Regions from separate parts of the Homo sapiens genome. Here region 2 is linked to region 1. Evidence: chromatin loops called from intact Hi-C (ENCODE). Cell type or tissue: CD14-positive monocyte. All regions are shown on one strand.

What was found. Peaks named below come from ENCODE experiments on the same cell type or tissue, not always from the same donor. Only the 100,000 strongest peaks of a DNase experiment are listed, where the experiment ranks them.
Region 2: a loop joins it to region 1, with 2.7 times the contacts of the local background. A loop is called at or near these places in 2 of 110 quality-filtered maps.

Annotation. Positions count from the first base shown.
Region 1 is chr22:17,681,379-17,686,378 of GRCh38, forward strand. It overlaps BCL2L13 (BCL2 like 13), which reads left to right. Exons shown (of 7, transcript NM_015367.4): 3 at 1,836-1,943. Among named protein-coding and RNA genes, the nearest start is that of BCL2L13, 45 kb to the left of the region's middle. In CD14-positive monocyte, no CTCF peak of the experiment used is centred here; a DNase peak (open chromatin) is centred at 3,043; H3K4me3 peaks cover 532 bases; H3K27ac peaks cover 1,588 bases.
Region 2 is chr22:17,769,516-17,774,515 of GRCh38, forward strand. BID (BH3 interacting domain death agonist) reads right to left here and starts at 4,954. Exons shown (of 6, transcript NM_001196.4): 1 at 4,866-4,954. RefSeq lists an enhancer at 2,283-2,422 and silencers at 4,463-4,792, 4,823-4,892, 4,913-4,962, 4,983-5,000. In CD14-positive monocyte, no CTCF peak of the experiment used is centred here; DNase peaks (open chromatin) are centred at 16, 2,276, 3,556, 4,946 and 2 weaker places; H3K4me3 peaks cover 4,903 bases; H3K27ac peaks cover 5,000 bases.

The DNA.
Region 1 (5,000 bases):
GCCTGTAGTCCCAGCTACTTGGGAGCAGGAGAATGGCGTGAACCTGGGAGGCGGAGCTTACAGTGAGCAGAGCTTGCGCCACTGTACTCCAGCCTGGGGGACAGAGCGAGACTCCGTCTGAAAAAAAAAAAAAGGAAAATTAGATGGTAATTAGTAAAGAGTTTAAACCAAGGCTTATAGAGGTCCTGAGAGGGTCCATGAATGCCCTAAAATTGCTTGCCAAACATTGTGGGAGGAGGGGCCATTATTTTATTGACATTCTCTTAAGAGCCTGAAATCTCAAAAAGCCCAAGAACAAGAACTGCTGTGCTGTGATCACTGTCATAGAGGCAGGCTTGGACTTTGGGGTGTTTGATTTAATATAGTCCATGCTTGCAAGAATGGCGAGAGGCGACATTGTGCAGGGGTTAGGGCCCAGACCCTGAAAGTTGACTGCCTGGGTTTGTATCTGAGCTCTGCTGTTGGTGCACCCTTGGTCACATTTCTTCCCTGTGTCTTGGTTTTTCACCTGCAAACTGAGGATAATAGTAATACCTATCTCAAAGGGTTGTTATGAGCATTTTATGAGCATATGTGTATATACACATACATACATACGTACGTACATGTACATACAAAGTGCTTAGTATAGTGCCCCCAGCACTTGATATTAGCCATTATTGTGTATTGTTATCACTAAAACTAACTTGGGTGAAATTGGACTGTCAAATGACAGAGGTACTGCTTTCAGGCTTCAGCAGTATCTTTTTTTGTACCTTAGTACTTGCAAAGATATATAATTATCTTGCTGTATTTAGAAAACTTAGTAGCAAAATAGAATTAACCAGTAATAAGCATGAGAGACTGGTGATGAGCATAACTCATAAATCTAATGTGATTGGTACAAAGAAATCGTTATGCCCACAGTGGTGGAATTTTAGCCTCAGTTGTGTGCTTTGTGGACTTAAGCAGCAGTCAACTAACTGTTGTGGGCAGGGTTGGGGGAAGAAAAGAAAGAAAATTACAAAGCATGTATAAAATGCTAGAAGTATATCATCTAAAAATGTGTCCAAAAGTGAGATACAATTAGGGATCTATATAATTTGAAGTGGGGGGAATGGACATCTCCCACCACCACTGAAATATTAATAGCATGAATTCTTTTTGTTTTTATCATATTCCATCTTCATACTTTTTAAAAAGGATACATTGTCTACAAAAAGAGAGGACTGGCCCGACTTATTGATACATCTTTCCCAACCTCCTCTTGAGTTAATGTGTTTCTGAAGATTCAGCTCAATTTCCCTGTTTCTGGCAGAAACATCTGGAAAGGTGGAGACTTACTCACTCTCAATCCATAGGCCCAAATATTTCTACTAAAGGTTGTTTTTGATTTTTGTTTTTTAATTATTGCAAAAAGGATTTCCTCCCGTCCCTAATTTTGATAATGAATTTTGATTTTGCATTTTTTGGCTTAACAAATTGCTATTGTAGGGCTGGGTGCAGTGGCTTACGCCTGAAATCCCAGCACTTTGGGAGGCCGAGGCAGGCGGATCACAAGGTCAGGAGTTCGAGACCAGCCTGGCCAACATAGTGAAACCTGTCTCTACTAAAAATACAAAAAAATTAGCCAGGCGTGGTGGCAGGCGCCTATAATCCCAGTTACTTGGGAGGCTGAGGCAGGAGAATCGCTTGAACCTAGGAGGCAGAGGTTGCAGTGAGCGGAGATCATGCCATTGCACTCCAGCCCCAGTGACAGTGCGAGACTCCGTCTCAAAAAAAAAAAAAAAAGTGCTATTATATTCTAATGGTTTCTCTCTCCCTCTTTCAATAATAACCTTTTTTGTTGCTTTCAGGGGTTCAACTAGATATAGCTTCACAATCTCTGGATCAAGAAATTTTATTAAAAGTTAAAACTGAAATTGAAGAAGAGCTAAAATCTCTGGACAAAGAAATTTCTGAAGGTCTGTTTATTCTTATTTTTCTAGTTAATAAGCAGATTGTGTTTGTTATGGTTTACTGTTGGTTTAATTTGATTTTTACAGTGGGGTATTCTCAACAGTTAACAACTTACACCAATTATACATTGGTAGAAGTTTATAAGGGTAAAACTAGAAGGTAGCCTTTTTTCTTTCCTGGAGGATATGTTGATGGAAGTTCCCCAACTATACCTAACAGGTTAGATGTAGCAGTTTCTCATGTTAAGTATCGGATAAATGATCATGTTAAGGTTCTTTCCATTCACTATGGTTTGATTTGTATTTAGTATTACCTTTATAAGTAATAACGACATAAAAAGGAAAAAGTAAGCATACGCTTTTATTTTTGCATACATATATACTATAGATAACTGTAATTATAATGTACATTCAACTTTATAGCCATTTTATTTTGCACTTAACATTACAACATAAACTTTAAAAATAGTTACTCTACTAACTGCGTGAAATTTCATTCACTGAATAAATGTTTTTACTCAGTCATTCCATTATTATTATTATTATTATTATTATTATTATTATTATTACTATTTCAGAGACAGGGTCTTGCTCTGTTGCCCAGGCTGGAGTGCAGTAGTGAGCACTGGGATTACAGGTGTAAGCCACCATGCCTGGCCTGTTCCCTTGTTATTGAGGGGAGCATTTGGATTATTATTCCTTTTTTCACTGGACGACGACTACACAGCATTTGCATTATTTCCGGTTTTGTCTTCCATAGGTAATGCTGCACTGAACATCTTACCCAATGATATAAATATATTTTTACAGCTTTATTGAGATATATTTTACATACCATAAAATTCACCCATTTAAAAGGTCCAGTTCAGTCTGGGCACAGGGACTCATGCCTGTAATTCTAGCACTGTGGGAGGCCAAGGCCTCAGGAGGGTTGCTTGAGCCCCTGAGTTCAAAACCACACTGGGCAACATAGGGAGACCATGTCTCTATTTATTAAATAAATAATAATAATAATAAAGTACAATTCAGTGGTTGTAGTGTATTCACAGAATTTATCACCATGATCTAAATTTAGAACACTTTCGGTTCTCCTTAAAGAAACACAATACACATTAGCAGCCACTTCCCATTCCCACTAGCCCCAGGCCCCAACCCCACCCCACACCAGGCACCCACTGATCTCCATTCTGTTTTTATTGATTTGCCTATTCTGGAAATATACATAAATAGAATAGTTCACTATGTGGTGGTGGTGGTGGTGTTTTGAGATGCAGTTTCGCTCTCATTGCCCAGGCTGGAGTGCAGTGGCACCATCTCGGCCCACCACAACCTCCATCTCCCAGGTTCAAATGATTCTCCTGTCTCAGCCTCCTGAGTAGCCAGGATTACAGGTATGTGCCACCAAACCTGGCTAATTTTTTGTATTTTTTTTTTTTTTGACAGAGTCTGGCTCTTTGCCCAGGCTGGAGTGCGGTGGCGGGATCTTGGCTCACTGCAAGCTCCGCCTCCTGGGTTCAGGCCATTCTCCTGCCTCAGCCTCCCGAGTAGCTGGGACTACAGGCGCCTGCCACCACACCCGACTAATTTTTTGTATTTTTAGTAGAGACGGGGTTTCAGCGTGTTAGCCAGGATGGTCTCGTTGATCTCCTGACCTTGTTTTCTGCCCGCCTTGGCCTCCCAAAGTGCTGGGATTACAGGCATGAGCCACCACGCCCGGCCTGTAATTTTTTGTACGTTTAATAGAGACAAGGTTTCTCCATGTTGCTCAGGCTGGTCTTGAACTCCTGACCTCAGGTGATCCGCCCACCTCGGTCTCCCAAAGTGCTGGGATTAAAGGCGTGATCCACTGCGCCTGGCCACTATGTGGTCTTTTGTGACTGGCATTTTTTACTTAGCATAATGTATTTTTGTTGTTGTTGCTGTTTTTTAAGACATCGCCTTGCTCTGTTGCACAGGCTGGCATGCAGTGGCATGATCTGGGCTCACTGCAACCTCCGACTTTAAGGTTCAAGCAATTCTCCAGCCTCAGCCTCTTGAATAGCTGGGATTACAGGTACCCACCACCACGCCCAGCTAATTTTTGTTTTTAGTAGAGACGGGGTTTCACCATATTGGCCAGGCTGGTCTCCAACTCCTGACCTCAAATGATCCACCTGTCTCGGCCTCCCAGAGTGCTGGGATTACAGGCGTGAACAACTGCACCTGGCCGACTTAGCATAATGTTTTCAAGGGTCATCCATGTTGTAGCATGTATCAGTACTTCATTACTTTTTACAGTCAAATAATATTCCACTGTGTGGATGTGTCATATTTTGTTTATTCATTCATTAGTTAATGGAAATTTAGGTTGTTTCTACTTGTTTACTATTATGTATAATGCTGCTGTGAATATTCTTGTGCAAGTTTTTGTGTGGACATATATTGCCCAATAATTTTTTCTTTTTCTTTTTTTTTTTTTTTTTTTTTTTTTTTTTGAGACAAAGTCTCGCTCTGTTGCCCAGGCTGGAGTGCAGTGGCGGGATCTCGACTCACTGCAAGCTCCGCCTCCCAGCTTCACGCCATTCTCCTGCCTCAGCCTCCTGAGTAGCTGGAGCTACAGTGCCCACCACCACACCCAGCTACTCTTTTGGTAATTTTTAGTAGAGACGGGGTTTCACCGTGTTAGCCAGGATGTTCTTGATCTCCTGACCTCATGACCCGCCCACCTCAGCCTCCCAAAGTGCTGGGATTACAGGCGTGAGCCACCGTACCCAGCCTGCCCAATAATTTTTAATGATCAAAATTATAAATTATGTTCATAACTCATGTTCCTCGTTAGTAGAGAAAAAACACAGATAGAAATGTACAAATAATCCCGAGACCAGGTGCGGTGCCTGTAGTCCCAGCACTTTGGGAGGCTGAAGTGGGTGGATCACTTGAGGCCAGGAGTTTGAGATGACCCCAGCCAACATGGTGAAACCCTGCCTCTATAAAAATACAAAAAAATTAGCCAGGCATGGTGGTGCACACCTGTAATTCCAGCTACCTCGGAGGCTAAGGCATGAGAATCTCTTGAACCCAGGA
Region 2 (5,000 bases), 88 kb after region 1:
GAAGGGTGTGTGGGCCACAGAGAAGCACCCTGAGGCTGTGCTGTCATCCAGAGTGCCACCCCGCTTTTCCAGGGCACAGCAAGGAAGTGCCTGCTGGAAGGATCCTGGGGACAGTTGTTAAGGCAATTTTATCTTCTCATAGCATGCCTGCCTCAGTTCCGCAGCCAGGACGGTGCCTTACTGACTCCACACACAGAGGCAGCTGGGTCCAGGAGGCAGCCATCCCAAACGCAGTGACCTCCAGCACCCAAAGCTCAGAGTTCCCAGCTGAACCCAGGAGGCACCCACCTTCCTGTCTCTAGGCAGATGCCAGCTGGTGCAGGAGCCACTCCCAGTCCCAATACCAGGCCTGGTCACGTGGTGCCCCGCCAGGCTTGGGGGTGTGCACTTGCCCGCTGGCCTCCGGTGCCCTCAGGCCTAGCCTCATTGTCACAGGAACGGAGCTCCTCGGGGATGGCCACCTTCCTGGACTTACCCCCAGGAGGGACACGCTGCTGCCTCCCAGGGCCCTTCGTGCCACTGGCCCCTTTCTTTCCACCCCCATATGCTACCCCTGCCTACTCCCTTCCCTGGCCCTGGGTTGCCACTCCTGTCCTGTTCTCCTGCTGTCCCCACCCCAGCCCTGACCCCAGATGGCTCTCCCTACAAAAACACCAGAACCCCAGAGAAGCTCAATCCCCCAAGTCCATCTGCATTTTAAGAAGCCCTCACGCACTCCCAGCCCAGAGAGGGAAGCTGTAAAGGTGGACAGGTCATGTCGGGCTTTGAACCTGCAATGTGATCTCACCTTCCCCGTCTGTAAAAGGGGACACTCCCTGCCTTGTGGGATCACATGCAGTATCAGAAAAAGCACCTGACATGTGACATCCACTTACAAAGGGTTTTCCCTTCTCTTTGGTTTTGGGGGAGAATGGGAGAGGCCCAAGCAGAAGCTCCTGGAACACCGCCCATCCCGGACCCAGGGTTGTAGTCACCTGAACACTCACCCAGACAAGGGAAACTTCACAGAATGAATGTGAGGAATAAAATGAGACATTCAGTTACACAAATTAAACCAAACCCAGATGCAGAGGTGCCCCATAACAGAAATAGAGCAACTACTGCCAGCCTTGGATGAAAGCTCTTGGCCAAGGGCCGTGACGGCGGCGGGGAGGTTCAGCAGCTGTCCCCAAGCACACAGGACATTTGGCACCTCCAAGCCCAGCCTGTCCCACCAGGCCACGGCACACTTTCCTTCCTCTGAAGAAAGGGGGTTTGTTAAGCCAACGAGGAGGGAAGCCAAGGACTGCCCCCGGCGCCAGCATGGCTATGAGCATAGAAGCGGGCTGAGCCACAGGCTGGGGGATCCCATGCAGACCAGGCAAAGCCCAGGCAGGATGCTCTGCAGAAAGTTCCCTGGTGATCCGGACCCGGAGCCAGACTGAGCCGCAGCCCCAGAAGACAGGTATCTCCTCCCCTGGGGCCACAGCAGCCACAGAGGCCACCCACGGCTTCCACTAGGACAGTGTGTCTTTCCAGTTACTCTACGTACCTAAAAGTGACCAGCCCCCTTTCAGGTCTGGTCTATGATCCAGATGGTGATCTTTCCCCCACTTTTTTTTTGAGACGGAGTCTCGCTCTGTCCCCCAGGCTGGAGTGCAGTGGCGCGATCTCGGCTCACTGCAAGCTCCACCTCCCGGGTTCACACCATTCTCCTGCCTCAGCCTCCCAGGTAGCTGGGACTATGGGCGCCCCCCACCACGCACAGCTAATTTTCTGTATTTTTAGTAGAGACGGGGTTTCAACGTCTTAGTCAGGACGGTCTTGATCTCCTGACCTCATGATCCGCCCAACTCGGCCTCCCAAAGTGCTGGGATTACAGGCGTGAGCCACCGCGCCCGGCTGGTCTTTCCCCTTTAAGACCCCACTTCCCACCCCCACCCTGGCCAAGCTGATAGGATTCAAGGAGTGCGGCGGTGCAATCACAGCTCACTATAGCCTTGACCTCCCGGGCTCGAGCAATCCTCCCGTCTCAGCCTCCCAAAGCCACTTCCTCCTTTTCTTAGTTGTTGGCTTCTTCTACAGAAAAGGATCCTGAAAACAAACACCTAAAATGCCAACCAAGAATTCAATCTGCAAGGCAGCAGCACCTCCAGAAATAGCTGCTTTGTGGCCTGTTTGCCATTTATGTGAAACTTCCCCATTTTGGACCAACGCAGGCAGAAAGAGAAAAGGAGGAAGAGGAAGGAAAAGAGGCAGGCTGTGTTGGGGCTGGATGGGGCTGTAGGAACCTGCCAGCAGTGGCTCTTGGGGAAAACCCCACTGCGAGGTTTCTGAACCCCTGCCCCGGAAGCTTCCCCTTTCCCACACACGTCACTCGCTGCCTTGGAATCTGGGCTGCCTCCCTCCCAGGGGCTCACAGGGGAGCGAGGCCACAGAAAGGCTCCTTACCCCCAGTGGCCTAACAGGTGTGACATGTGGAGGGGGAATCTGGGCAGTGTGCCTGATGCTCAGAGCTGAGACCCTGAAGTCCAACTCCCTCGGGTGTGACCTTGGACAAGTTACTTAGCCTCTCCTTGCCTCAGTTACACCATCTGGAGAATGGGGATGCTACCCTCGTCTGACCACCGTGATGTGAGCCAGTCAGCACACATCAAGTGCTCCGTGAGCGTCCGGCACACAGGTGCTTGTCTCTGTCCTGTGCTTCAGCTCCATCAGTGTCTTCTTCAGACCTGTCATTGGCTTGGGGCAAGGATATATGTGGCCGCTGAGGGCGGTCCGCCAGGTATGGCAGCCATGGAGCTGCTAATTAGGCCCTGTGAGTGGGAGGCCCTGTGGGGTGGGCAGGGGCAGACGCCCAGCTGCTCTCGGGGACACTCCAGGCCTGTGCTGCCCTCCACAGCCCCAGCTGGAGAATGGTGACCAGATGTCAACGACAGGAAGCATTTCCAGAGGCCACAGCTCTGCAGGGAGGTCTCTCATGGGCTGACAGCCAGAGCCAGCGCTCCGGGTCCCCTGAAAAAACGGGCACAGTCCTCGGTCACGTCGAGGACCTGCTCAGCCCCTCCACTTGGCACCGGAGAGAGGATGACTCACGGCCCTTCTGCCTGGAAGGCAGGCTCCAGTGTCAAATGTCCATCCGCCTCCATCACCCTCATCCATCCTTGTCAGTCCAGGGGCCTGGGCACTGCTGGGGCTCCTGGGCAGACAGTTCCCCCTTGCAAATGAGTGGGACCCTCAGCTCCTTCGATCAGCATCCTCACGTCAGCCGAGCCTGTGAGCACCCCTAAGCAAGGCCTCTGAGCTGGGCATGCGACACCCCTTCCCACCCAGGCACCCTCCCCCTAGAATCCCCCATACCACCCTGGGGCCATGCCCCGCTTCCCTCTCTGGCAAGCTCCTGCACAACCTTGAGACCACCTGACAGCCACCGTCTATCCTGCCCAACCTCCTCAGAAGCACTAACAGCACCTCGCCCCAGCCACGGCAGGTCTCTGCACCCCTCGTCTCAGTCACCACTCTCACATCTCATGAACAGAGACACGAGCTGCTTCCTCATGCTCCCTGTGCCCGTCCTGGGAGATCCCTGCCTTTAAACCCCAGCCACGAACTGCTGACCCCGCATTTCCTCTTCCCTCCCTGGGCAAGAGGGGCAGAAGGGGCAGGGACGCACACCCTGGGCCGCAGGCAGAGGCTTGGCCAGGGTCGTCCTCCCGGCAGTGCCTCCCTGGAGCTCTGTCTACCTCAACTCCTGATGCCAGAGGATCCCTCTGCGCTCCCCACACCCTTAAGACCCCAGCTCAGGGAATCTGGTCTCGGTCATCACTCCCAGGGGACTGCAGGGCCCCAGGACGGCACACATTCAGGCCCAGGAGAGCTCCCCCCATCTCAAAGCCTCCTGTGGGTGGAGATGGAATGTGGAAAAACCGCATCCTCTGCAGCTCCCCCACAGTGAGAGCGAGGACTGAGGGTGTGGATAAGGCTCCAGGAAGGGGGTGCAAGCCTGAGAAGGTGGAAGAGCTCTGGGTGGGTCCATCTGCTCCTCACCTGCCCCAACCCTGCCTGCAGGTGAAGGCCGGTCCAGCCGCAGAAGGCCCAGCCCCCAGCCCACTTACAGAATCCGCACTGTGCTCCTCCAGCCGGCCCGGCCCCTCGCTGCCCACCGAGCCATCATGACCCCAGCACCGCTGCACATTCGTATTTGTTGAATGAATGAATGAACCCTTGCCAGCCCAGCCACTTGGTGGCTGAGGGCTTCAGAGCTCTCCCAGGGTCCCCTGGGGTCATTCAGCCACTCAACAGTTTCCCAGCAGCAGCAGCGAGGATCCGCACATCATTGCCAGTGCTCTAAGGAGCGGGCGAGCCCCAGTAAGCGGCCGCTCTGACCGCGCTTTGTCAGCCCTGAGCTCCGCTCGGGAGGAGCCGGCAGGTGTCTGCGGTGCTGGAAAGACCACGGTGTGGGCGGGGATTCCGATCCGCCGGCAAGGGTGGCCTGCACCCGGCCAGGCCCGCGGGTTTTCTCCTCTCCGGGGCTGGCCTCGGCCCCTCCCCCTCCCCGCGCCCCGCACCCCTCCCCTGAATCCCCAGGCCACGTGGAGAGGACACAACAAAGCCTTCCCCGCCTCCGAGGCGGACCCGACCCTCAGCACCGACCTGCCGGCCGCGCCGAGGAGGGCGCCCGGGCGGAGGGGAGGCGGGAGAGACCCGGCCCTCAGGTCGCTGCTGAGGCCTGGGGCTCTGACCCCCCGCCTCCCCTCCTCTGGCTCCCACCGCGGTCGGGCCCAGGGCGGGCGGCGGGCCCTGAGCTCCACGCCGGGGCAGGCGGCAGGCAGGGGTCACGGGCTGGGGCTCGGCGCGTACCCCGGGAGGGGCGCGGGTGCACTCACCACCCTCCAGCCGCGGGGGCGCGGGCGCGTCCGGGCCGAGGCAGCGTCTCCCAGGCGCGCGGACACGGTCGACTACCCGCTTCCTCCTTATGGCGCCCCGCGCGCTTCCTCCTTCGGCCCCCCACGCCCGGGCCC